Regions from separate parts of the Homo sapiens genome. Here region 1 is linked to region 2. Evidence: chromatin contacts called from ENCODE Hi-C or POLR2A ChIA-PET data. All regions are on one chromosome and are shown on one strand. Each heading gives the region's core, a stretch centred on a gene start or an enhancer-like site at or near the end of the contact. The rest is flanking DNA. Distances are from core to core; before and after follow the strand shown.

What was found. Hi-C counts contacts between places; a loop is a spot of excess contacts on that map. ChIA-PET counts read pairs that join two places held with the same protein, here RNA polymerase II (POLR2A). Pooled maps may share reads with other maps.
Region 1: POLR2A ChIA-PET joins it to region 2 with 10 read pairs in PC-9. The contact joins two enhancer-like sites. A Hi-C loop is called at or near these places in 1 of 168 maps with a recorded cell type or tissue (breast epithelium) and 1 of 50 pooled maps. POLR2A ChIA-PET finds 5 or more read pairs at or near these places in 5 of 52 experiments (B cell, HepG2, PC-9 and 2 more).

What each region holds. Positions count from the first base shown.
Region 1 is chr20:32,601,800-32,606,512 of GRCh38, reverse strand. All of the region lies in intron 2 of NOL4L-DT (NOL4L divergent transcript), which reads right to left. Among named protein-coding and RNA genes, the nearest start is that of NOL4L-DT, 17 kb to the right of the region's middle. RefSeq lists silencers at 248-414, 3,203-3,252 and enhancers at 757-1,256, 4,261-4,713. Within about 2 kb of position 3,297, at least 2 of the 41 ENCODE cell types and tissues checked have a DNase peak (open chromatin) inside an H3K27ac peak, as active enhancers do.
Region 2 is chr20:32,563,958-32,568,511 of GRCh38, reverse strand. The region is part of intron 1 of NOL4L (nucleolar protein 4 like); the gene reads left to right. The region is part of intron 1 of NOL4L-AS1 (NOL4L antisense RNA 1); the gene reads right to left. Among named protein-coding and RNA genes, the nearest start is that of NOL4L-AS1, 5.1 kb to the right of the region's middle. RefSeq lists an enhancer at 4,532-4,554. Within about 2 kb of position 3,264, at least 6 of the 41 ENCODE cell types and tissues checked have a DNase peak (open chromatin) inside an H3K27ac peak, as active enhancers do.

The DNA.
Region 1 (4,713 bases), core at 2,048-4,547, 38 kb before region 2:
GAGACAAAGTCAGAAAGACAGAGGCAGAGAGGGAGACAGACGCAGAGAGAAAGAATTAGAGACAGATGAGAGAGAGTTAGAGATGGACGGGGTAAAGGGTTGAGGATGACAGCCAGTGTTCCGGCCTGGGCCAGGGGAGAATGCAGTCGCCATTCTCTGGGATGAGGAGGGTTGAGGGTGGAACCGATCTATGTGCAAATATCAGGAGATCCTGGAGAAGCCCGGAGGAGCTGTGCAGGAGGAAGTGGATGTGTGGCTTTGGAGCTCAGGGGGCATGTCCAGGTTGTTGATATCAGTGTGGAGGGCAGCAGAGAATCGGTCTTTAAAGTCAGCCAGGGAGGAAGGCAGATGGAAAGGGACAGCAGCCCAGGGATTGAGCCCACGGCCCCCAGCCTGAGAGGTGAGGGAGAGATTGGCGAAGAGGCAGAAAATGGACTGAGAAGGGGCAGCCAGGGAACTGGCAGGGAGGGTTCTTCTCACAACCAGGGGAGGACAGCGTTTGAAGGAGCAGCAGGTGTTAGCTGCATCTGATGCTACTGACAGGTCCAGATAGGGAGGTCTGAGAGATGGCATTGGGCAGGTTTAGAAACGCGAAGTTTCTTCATTTCCTCGGGAGGGGGAGGGGAGACCCTGTGGGGAGTGGATTGAAGGGAGAAGAGGGGAGAGAGACTCTGGAGACAGCGAGAATAGGTGTGTTTTCAGGGCGTTCCAGCGAAGGGCTGGAGAAAAACCGGACAGCTGGAGAAAAACGGGACAGCAGAGAAGGGAGGGGTGCTCAGAGAAGGGTTCTTTTAAAATTCAAGAAAAACTAGCACTTTGTATGGGGAGAGTTTCTGGAGCAAAGTCTCAGGCATGACAAGAGGGAGGGGGTCACTGAATCCTTACCACGTCCCTGGACAGTGAGCCATATTATCATCCCCACTTTATAGATATGGAAACCTCAGCCCAGCGAGGTGGGTTCTCCTGCCCAAGGTCACACAGCTGGGCAGTGGTGGCGAGTCCCTGCAACTCTTCCCGGGCCTGGGCTGTTATCCTGTTTGACAGATTACTAGTTACTAGTCTCAGTTCACAGAGCAGGTTAGTGGCTAAGTTAGGAGGTCGATTTAACAGGCTGTAGGGGGAGAGGCTGTGGGAGGAGCCAGGAGTGACTCCTGGTGCTCAGCACAGTGGTGCCTCTCCCCGGGCTGGGAACTGAGAGAGGAACAGGTTTTCAGAGCTGAGCTCAGTCACGGGTGTGCATGACATTCCCCAACTGTGAGATGAGGCCGATCGCAGAGCTGACCTCACGGAGATCCTGTGAGACTCGGGAGAGCTGTGGTCAGTCCCAGCACACAGCAAATGCCGGGCAGCGCGTGTTTGTTCTCATTTCTCAGTCTAGCTAGTTGAGTGCACAGTGGGACTTCCAGGCACCAGTGTGCACAAGCAGCTGACTCCTGGGTGAGACTGGTAGAATGAGAAGGTTGATGGGAAGTTCAGGAAGACATGGACCTTCGGAGGTCCTTCCTGGAGGAGCCACACAGCTCTGAGTTTAGTCCTGGGCTTGGAGGCCCAGCCTTCAGGGGACCTTCAGGAGCCCTTAAGTAGGTCCAAAGGTGGGGCCTCAGGTGGGTGAGAAAGGTCCTGGGAGAGCCTTCCCTTCTCAAAGCCTGAGGTCTTCATCTGTAGGATGGGTGTTCTGATTCTCGCTTTTGTGGAGATGCGGTGACTATGAAATGTGCTCACAGGTGTCCAGCAATTGCTCAGGGTAGATGGGCTGAATGAACCCTGGGACTGAAAGTCAGGAGGGCTGGGCACACTCCCTGCTCTGCCCTAATTTGCTGTGTGAACTTGGACACGTAGCCTAACCTCTCTGGGATTTAGCTGTAAAGCCTGGATGGTGTAAGGCCCCCTGCAGCATGTGCACTTCATCGTTATTTAGAGCTTCCTGATTCTATTAGGTGGTAACACCTTCCCTGCCCGCCCCGCTACACCTGAGTTTTTCTGCTACAAAGTCCTGCTTCTTGCCAGGGCAGGAGAGGGGCTGGAGAAAGTAGAATGCAGGTCACCTGGGCCTGAAGGGTTCCACTCTGGGGCAGCCCTGCCCCAGGCACATTCTGAGGTTCCTAGAGTGGCATCTTGGGTGATCCATTCATTGATCTGGGACAGAGAAGCTGTGGGTCCCATTTCTCATCCATCTTACAGATGAGCAAACTGAGATTCAGGGGAAACATGACTCACCTGCCCTCAGAGCCTCCTCTTGCCAAAACTCCAGGCCACCCCTGAGGAGCTGGCTGTCGGGAGGCAGGGATCAGACCCCTCAAGGGCATCCACAGGCCTCCGACCCTGGCTCCTTCACTAATTCATTTGGCCCATGGGTGGCACCTCCCATCCGCCAGGCTCTATCCTGGGCACTGGGGACACCAAGAAGACTCAGGTGGACTCCTGGCCTCCTCTAGTGGAAAAGACATATGTGAACAGAAACCAAAAGCAATTGAGAGGGGGCAGGATGGGAAGGTGGCTCACGCCAGTAATCCCAGCACTTTGGAAGGCCAAGGTGGGCAGATGGCTTGAGCCCAGGAGTTTGAGACCAGCCTGGGAAACATGGCAAAACCCCATTTTTACAAAAAATACAAAAAAAAAAAATTAGCTCGGCATGGTGGCACACTCCTGTAGTTCCAGCTATTCAGGAGGCTAAGGTGGGAGGATCACTTGAGCCTGGGAGGTCGGGGCCTCAGTAAGCTATGATTGCACCACTGCACTCCAGCCTTAGCAACAGGGTGAAACCCTGTCTCAAAAATAAATAAATAAATAAAATAGAAAGAAATTGAGAGGGGCTGGGGACACTGGGGAGGGAGTGATTCATTCTGATCTAAGGATCTGGGGGTGCTTCCTGGACGAGGAGCACCCACGATGGCTCTGCAACGCCAAGGGTAACTGTGACCATCCTGGGCTTCAGGGCACAGTCTCACCTTCCCAGTCCCCAGTGAGGCAAGTCCTACCCTTAGCCCCACTTTACAGATGAGAAGACTGAAGATCAGAGAGCTGAAGTGATGTGTCCAGGGTCACTTGGCTTGCGAGAGGGGCCTGAGCTCATTCCCAAGGTCCTGGCAGGGATCAGTCCCAAGACCAACTGTCCCCAGGCCAAGGAGGCAAGGAAAGACCCCCGCCCCGGGGGCCCCCAACCCAGGAGGCCCAGGCCTTCCTCCGGCCTGGCGTCCCCGATGCCCAGTTTCACTTCCCGAAACACAGGCCTATTTTGGATCCTGCTGACTTCCTTTCTCACCCGTGGCCGTTCAGGCTCTGAGGACTGGGCAACTGTAGGATGGATCTGGTGCCCCTGGGCCTTTCCCAACCTGCTCTTACACCACCCTGGAACGGGTGGAACTGCCAGGGCTGCCACCGCCTTCTCCCGGCCCAGCCCGCCATGGCCCCTCAGGGAGGGTACCAACCGCAGGGCACCTGGCAGGGCCCCTGCCACACGCCAGCTCAGAGGTCCTGCTCCCAGCCCATGCCAGCCTGAGCCGGACAGAGCAGGAGGCTCTGTCCAAACCCCAGCCCCAGAGTGTCCTGGCCTTGTGACCTCGAGCAATTTATTTTCCTCCATGAGCCTCAGTTTCCTTCTCTGTGACAGGAGATGAGGGTGATCTCCCACCTAGAATTGTTAGGAAAACCACTCAAGTTCAACAGCATGTCATTACCAAGCATCTACCATGCTCCAGGCCTGTTTTGGGCATGGGCCACTCAAAGAACCTTGTCCTCAGGAAGCTGAAATCCTAATGGGGGACAGAGCTGGAATAAACACTATGAATAAGTTCATTAAATGGTACATTGGAAAGTGACGCACATTTTGGAGAAAATGGAGCCGAGAAAGCATGTGTGTGTGACGGAAGGAGATGTGGGGCCATGTTAAACGGGGTGGTTAGGGAGGCCTCCTGGGAAGGTGGCATCTGACAACAGGAAGGAGAAGATGGAGCTGGCCCTGCAGACATCTGAGGAAGGGCACTCCAGGCAGGGGGCCCAGCATGTACAGACGCCCGCCCGGAGGCAGGAATGCCAAGAAGTTGTGAGTGTGCCGCAGCCAGGGGTTGGGCGAGAGCCTTGGGGACACATGGCCAGAATGGGCAGGGCGACCAGAGCATGAGGCCCTCCAGGGCCAGGCTCAGGACTTTATTCTGAGTGAGGTGGGGAGCCACAGGGGCTTTGGAGTAGGGGAGGGGTGCGATCTGACTCTTGTTTCAGCCGTTTCCCTCTGGCTGTGTTATGGAGGGTGGGTGGCAGGGCCAGGTTGGAAGTCAGGTGCAGGGAGAGGTTGCTAGGGGTGTCAGCAATGGGGCGGTGAGATGTGGTCAGATTCCGGTTATATTTTGAAGGTGGAGCCAAAGGGATTTGCTGATGGATCAGATGTAAGGGGTGAGAGAAAAGGGCCAGGGGCAGAGATGACTCCACGGCTTTTGGCCTGACCCTCCCAAGTCTCCTGACTCCCATCCCACGCTCCTGCAGGCCAGTCAGTCCCCAGTAGCCAGAGGGGTCTCTTGAGAACCCAAGCCAGATGGTGTCTAGACCTTTCCAATCCAGTGGCTCCCCATGGCTGTGGTCTGGAGTCCACGCTCCTTGCTTGGCCTGGCCCCAGCCCACCTCCCCAGTCGCTCTTAAGCCCACTGGCCTCAGCTCATACTGTGTGCCAGCCTCGGGGCCTTTCCATTTGCTACGCTGGGTTCCAGTCTGTTGCTCAAC
Region 2 (4,554 bases), core at 2,015-4,514:
TGGTCCAGTGTGTGCAGAGCAGAGACTGGAGTCTGAGGTCCAGGGAGGCTGTAGGCTCTAGGGGGCAGTGCCCTAAATGGGAGCAGATTTACTCCCATTTAGGAATGAGGGGGAGGGGCTGGAGGGGTGAATCTGAGTCTCCTCCTCATCAGCTGCTTTGCCCTGCACAAAGAACTGTTCATCATTCATTCACTCATTTATCCATTTAGCAACCTGGAGAGGGCCTCCTGGGGTGCACTGTTGAGACCCATAGATGTGGTTCTTGCCCTGGCAGAGTTCAGGGCATATTGTGGGGAACGGATGCTACATGACACAGTTATGGTGGTGGTGCTGATGGTGGTGATGGTGTTGGGGATGGTGGGGATGGTGGTGAGGATGGTGATGGCCGTCATGATGATGATTATAGTGGTGATGGTAATGGTAACAATAGTGGTATTAATGGTGATGATGGTGATGATGGTGACGATAATGTTGATGTGGTGATGATGGTGGTGATGATGATGGTGATGAATATGGTGATGATGGTGACGATGATGGTGACGATGATGGTGGTGATGAAGATGATGGTGATGGTGATGATGATGATGATGGTGGTGGTAATGATGGTGATGAAGATGATGGTGGTGGTGGTGGTGATGACAATGGTGGTGTGATGGTGATGGTGGTGTGTGTGATGGCACACACCAATGATGGTGATGATGGTAGTGTGTCAGCTCATGTTTATTGAGTACTCAGTGGGTGCCAGTCTGTTCTAAGTGCTCTGTGTGTGTTTGCACATTGGGCTCCTGCAGCAACACTGAGAGGCACTGAGATCTTATGCCACTTGCCCAAGGGCCCCTGTGAGCAAAGGGCAGCACCCAGATGTGCGCTCAGGCAGGCGGCTGACCAGCAGCTGCTCCCAGCTATGGCCACCTGCCACTTCCAGCAGGCAGTTTCCTCCCTCTGTGGGGGACTCAGCACAGGGGAAGTGTATGAGTCTGACTTGCCAGAGCAGAGTTTGAGGTCTGGTTTTGCCCAAGTAAGTTTGGACAAATGGTGCCCTGGCTCCTCTGCCCTCAGCACCTTGTCTGTGAAAAGGGAGAACAATCCTCCATGGAGGCCACCAGGAAGGCAAGGAACTGCCACCTCGCCATGGCAGCTAGTGTGTCTGGGGCAGATCCCGTTCCCTAAATCAGGAGGAAGAAAGAAAAGAAGGCTCTGTTCTCAGCCTTGCCTCTGGGAACCGGGATGGAGAGTGGGGCAGGTGGGAAGCCAGGGTCTCTTGGAAGGACACATTCTACACACCCACATTGCTGTTTCCCTGACGCAGCCCCAGGGCGGAGGCTGTTCTCCCACCCATTGTTGGCTCCCAGATCTCTCAGGAGGGGAAGGAGGCAAGGACCCAGGCTCCTGCACCCCTGATTCTAGCAAAGCCAAGCTGATTCCATGCCAGTAAAGAGAGGGGACAGATGCCCAGGGCTGGGCAGAAGGCCAGGACACAAATGCTGCCCCTTCACTTCCTGTGCAGCCTGGGGCCCACCAGCTTTCCTCTCTGGGCCTCAGTTTGATTCACTTGTTCAAATATTTGCCAAGCATCTGCTCTGTCCTAGACACTCTACTCTGGAGGCATAAACAAAATCCCTGTCCTCATAGAGCTGACGTTCTAGGGCAGGCTGACAGTACCCAATAAACAAGGAACAGGCCCACTGTGTCAGACGCTGGTAAATGCGTGGAGAAAAGTAAAGCAGAACCAGGGGAACTCAAGGGGTTGGAGCAGGAGGTGTTAGAATTTTAAACAGGGTGTCAGGGAGGGCCTCAGTGAGAGGCCTTCAGCTATAAAATGTGACATTTTGAGCAGAGCCCCGTAGGAGCAAATTATACGGGAATTGGGTGGAAAAACATTCCAAGTAGAGGGAACAGCAAGTGCAAAGGCCCCGAGGCAGGAGTGTGTCTGGTTGGTTTGAGGAACTGCAAGGAGGCCAGTGTCCCCAGCTCCTCCCACCCCCTGTATTTGGGAATCAAAAGACCACATTTTACTCTGCAGGACCTTGAGCCTCAGAACAAAATGATTTCTGAGCCCTCGTAGCCTGTCCCCACGGGAGTCAGTGATGCCAACCTTGTAGGTGGGGCTGGGGCAGGTGCCTTGCTGCCCATATCTTAAAAGTGCTGAGTGGGTTTGAAGACCCATGGGGACTTGGAAAAGAGGCTACTATCATCCAGCTCCTCACCCTGAGTGACGGATTCGCAGATGGCCCTGGATTCGAATCCTGGGTCCACTGCTTTCCAGCCATGTGATCTTAGGCAAATCACTCTCTGAGCTTCAGTGTCCTCAACTGCAAAACAGGGACAGGAGTTTTGCAGCCCATAGAACCGAGTTGCAATGGGACTTACAGAGACCACTCTGGGAAGCATGTGTGTAAGTGCCCAGCCTGAGGCCTGGCTTATAGGAGCTTCTCAGTAAATGTTTATTTTTATTTGCTTACTTTTTAAGACAGGGCCTTGCTCTGTTGCCCAGGCTGGAGTGCAGTGGTGCGATCACAGCTCACTGCAGCCTTGACCTGGGCTCAAGCATCCCACCTCAGCCTCCCGAGTGGCTGGCACTACAGGGCACATCACCACACCCAACTAATTTTTTTCTTCTTCTGTTTTTGTTTGTTTGTTTGTTTTTAGAGACGGGGTCTTGCCATGTTGCCCAGTCTGGTCTCCAACACCTCAGCCTCCCAAAATGCTCAGATTACAGGCGTGAGCCACTGTGCCTAACGTTTAAAACCAGAACCTAACAACTTAACATTCTGGTATGACTCTGAATTGTTTTCAAAGCTGTTGGAAATTTGTCCTATCACTTGAGTCTTCTAAGAACCCCATGAGGAAGATGGAACAAGAAGTAATAGCCCCAGTTTACAGAGAGGGTAAGTTGAGGCCTGGAGAGGATGTGTGACTTGCCCAGGCTGACAGTGAGGCAGGGCTGATGGAGGGCTAAGACCAGGCTGTCCTGGTTCAGAGAGCCCAGGGGGTGCGGGGCAGGAGAGATCGTCCAGTGCCCTTACACCCCCTACCATAAGCAGCCCCATGCATGCACCTCCTGCACATGTGTGCTATGCAATAATAGCGCCTTGCAGATTTGTGGTCCCCGACCAGGTTTTGTAAGGCACAGCTTGGTGGGACAGGAGGTCTGTTGTAAGGATATTGAAAGGCCCAGAGCCTGGGGAAGCTCAGGCCGCAGGCAGGCAGAGTCTGGGGCAGGTCTCGGCGAGAAGAGGAAGAGGTACCTCACGTGACCGTCCACTCGGCCTGTGTGTCCATCCGGTGTCTGGCCTGGCTGGGCTGGGAGGGCGGGGTCTCCAGACTGTTCCCTCAACAGCCTGGCCCCCAGTGCCTTGTCATCCAGATGCACGCCCCTGTCAGCTTCTCTGAGCCTCAGGACAGCTCTGTGAGGGGCTGCACATGAGGAAGCTGAGGTTGAGAGAGGGGCACGCCTGGTGGGGCTTGGACCCGGGCCTGCCTAATCCCAAGCCCCAGGGCGCTAGTCACAGCTCAGGCAGATACTGGCAGGTGGGCTTCGTGCAGGCGGGCCCCCTCCTCCCTGGGCCAGCCTTCCTGGCCACGGCCCAGCCTCCCAGCCCTTGACAGTGGGCCCTGCCCACAAGTCTCTGCTCCTTGGTTCCTGCAGCCTGAGCCTCATCTCACAGGGCTCCTGGCCCCAGGCTCTAGCCGCACCTGCTTCAGCCCCCCGAGGCACTGGGCTGCTGGACCCCTCGAAGGAGCAATCAGGGAGCCCACCTTTGTGCAGCACCTTGAAGGGCCAGACATACTTTCCCCAGTGCCCACACAACTCGGAGATTCCTAGCCCATTTTACAGATGAAGAAACTGAGGCACAAAGAGGGAAGATTGTGTCCTGAAGCACACAGGACATACGAGGCAGAGCTGGGACTCCAAAGCCCAGCTTCTTCCATTCTGTAGCTTTCTGCCCTCAGTTTCTTCTGCTGCAAAATGGGAGCCTTAAACTAGACAGTCTCAATTTAGATCATAGAATAGTACAAGCTCAGCAGCGAGATGGGCTGAGTTCTAATCCTGGCTCCTTCATGTCCTACCAGGTGGCCTTGGGCAGTTGCTTCATCCCTGTACCTCAGTTTTCTCCCCTGTAAATGGGGCTGAGAGCGGTATCAACCCATGAGCGGCTGTGAGGTTCTGTAAGCAACACACGCAGAGCGTCCAGAAGATGCTGGAACGTTCGTGGGAATCATCCGCTTTTTCAATCGTTAGCTCCCTGTACACCTCCCCTGCAGTGCTCTGAAGGATGACAGGGCCACGTTAATGGTCTCTTCTGGCCTTCCTGGGGCGCGGCCGGGTGGCCTACACCGAACAGAGACTGTGTGGATGTGTCATGGGGACAGACAGACATCCTGGGGCCCGCCGTGGTGGATGGCAAGTGGCAGGGAGCTCTGGATGTGAAGCTGGCTCAGGCTGCACCGGGCAGCCAAGGGCGCCTTTGTCCCTTTGTCTCCTCTCGTGCAAATTAGCAATTACCTTTCCTGCTCCTGCAAGCTCGGCCTTTCCTGGGAGAATTGCTCCAA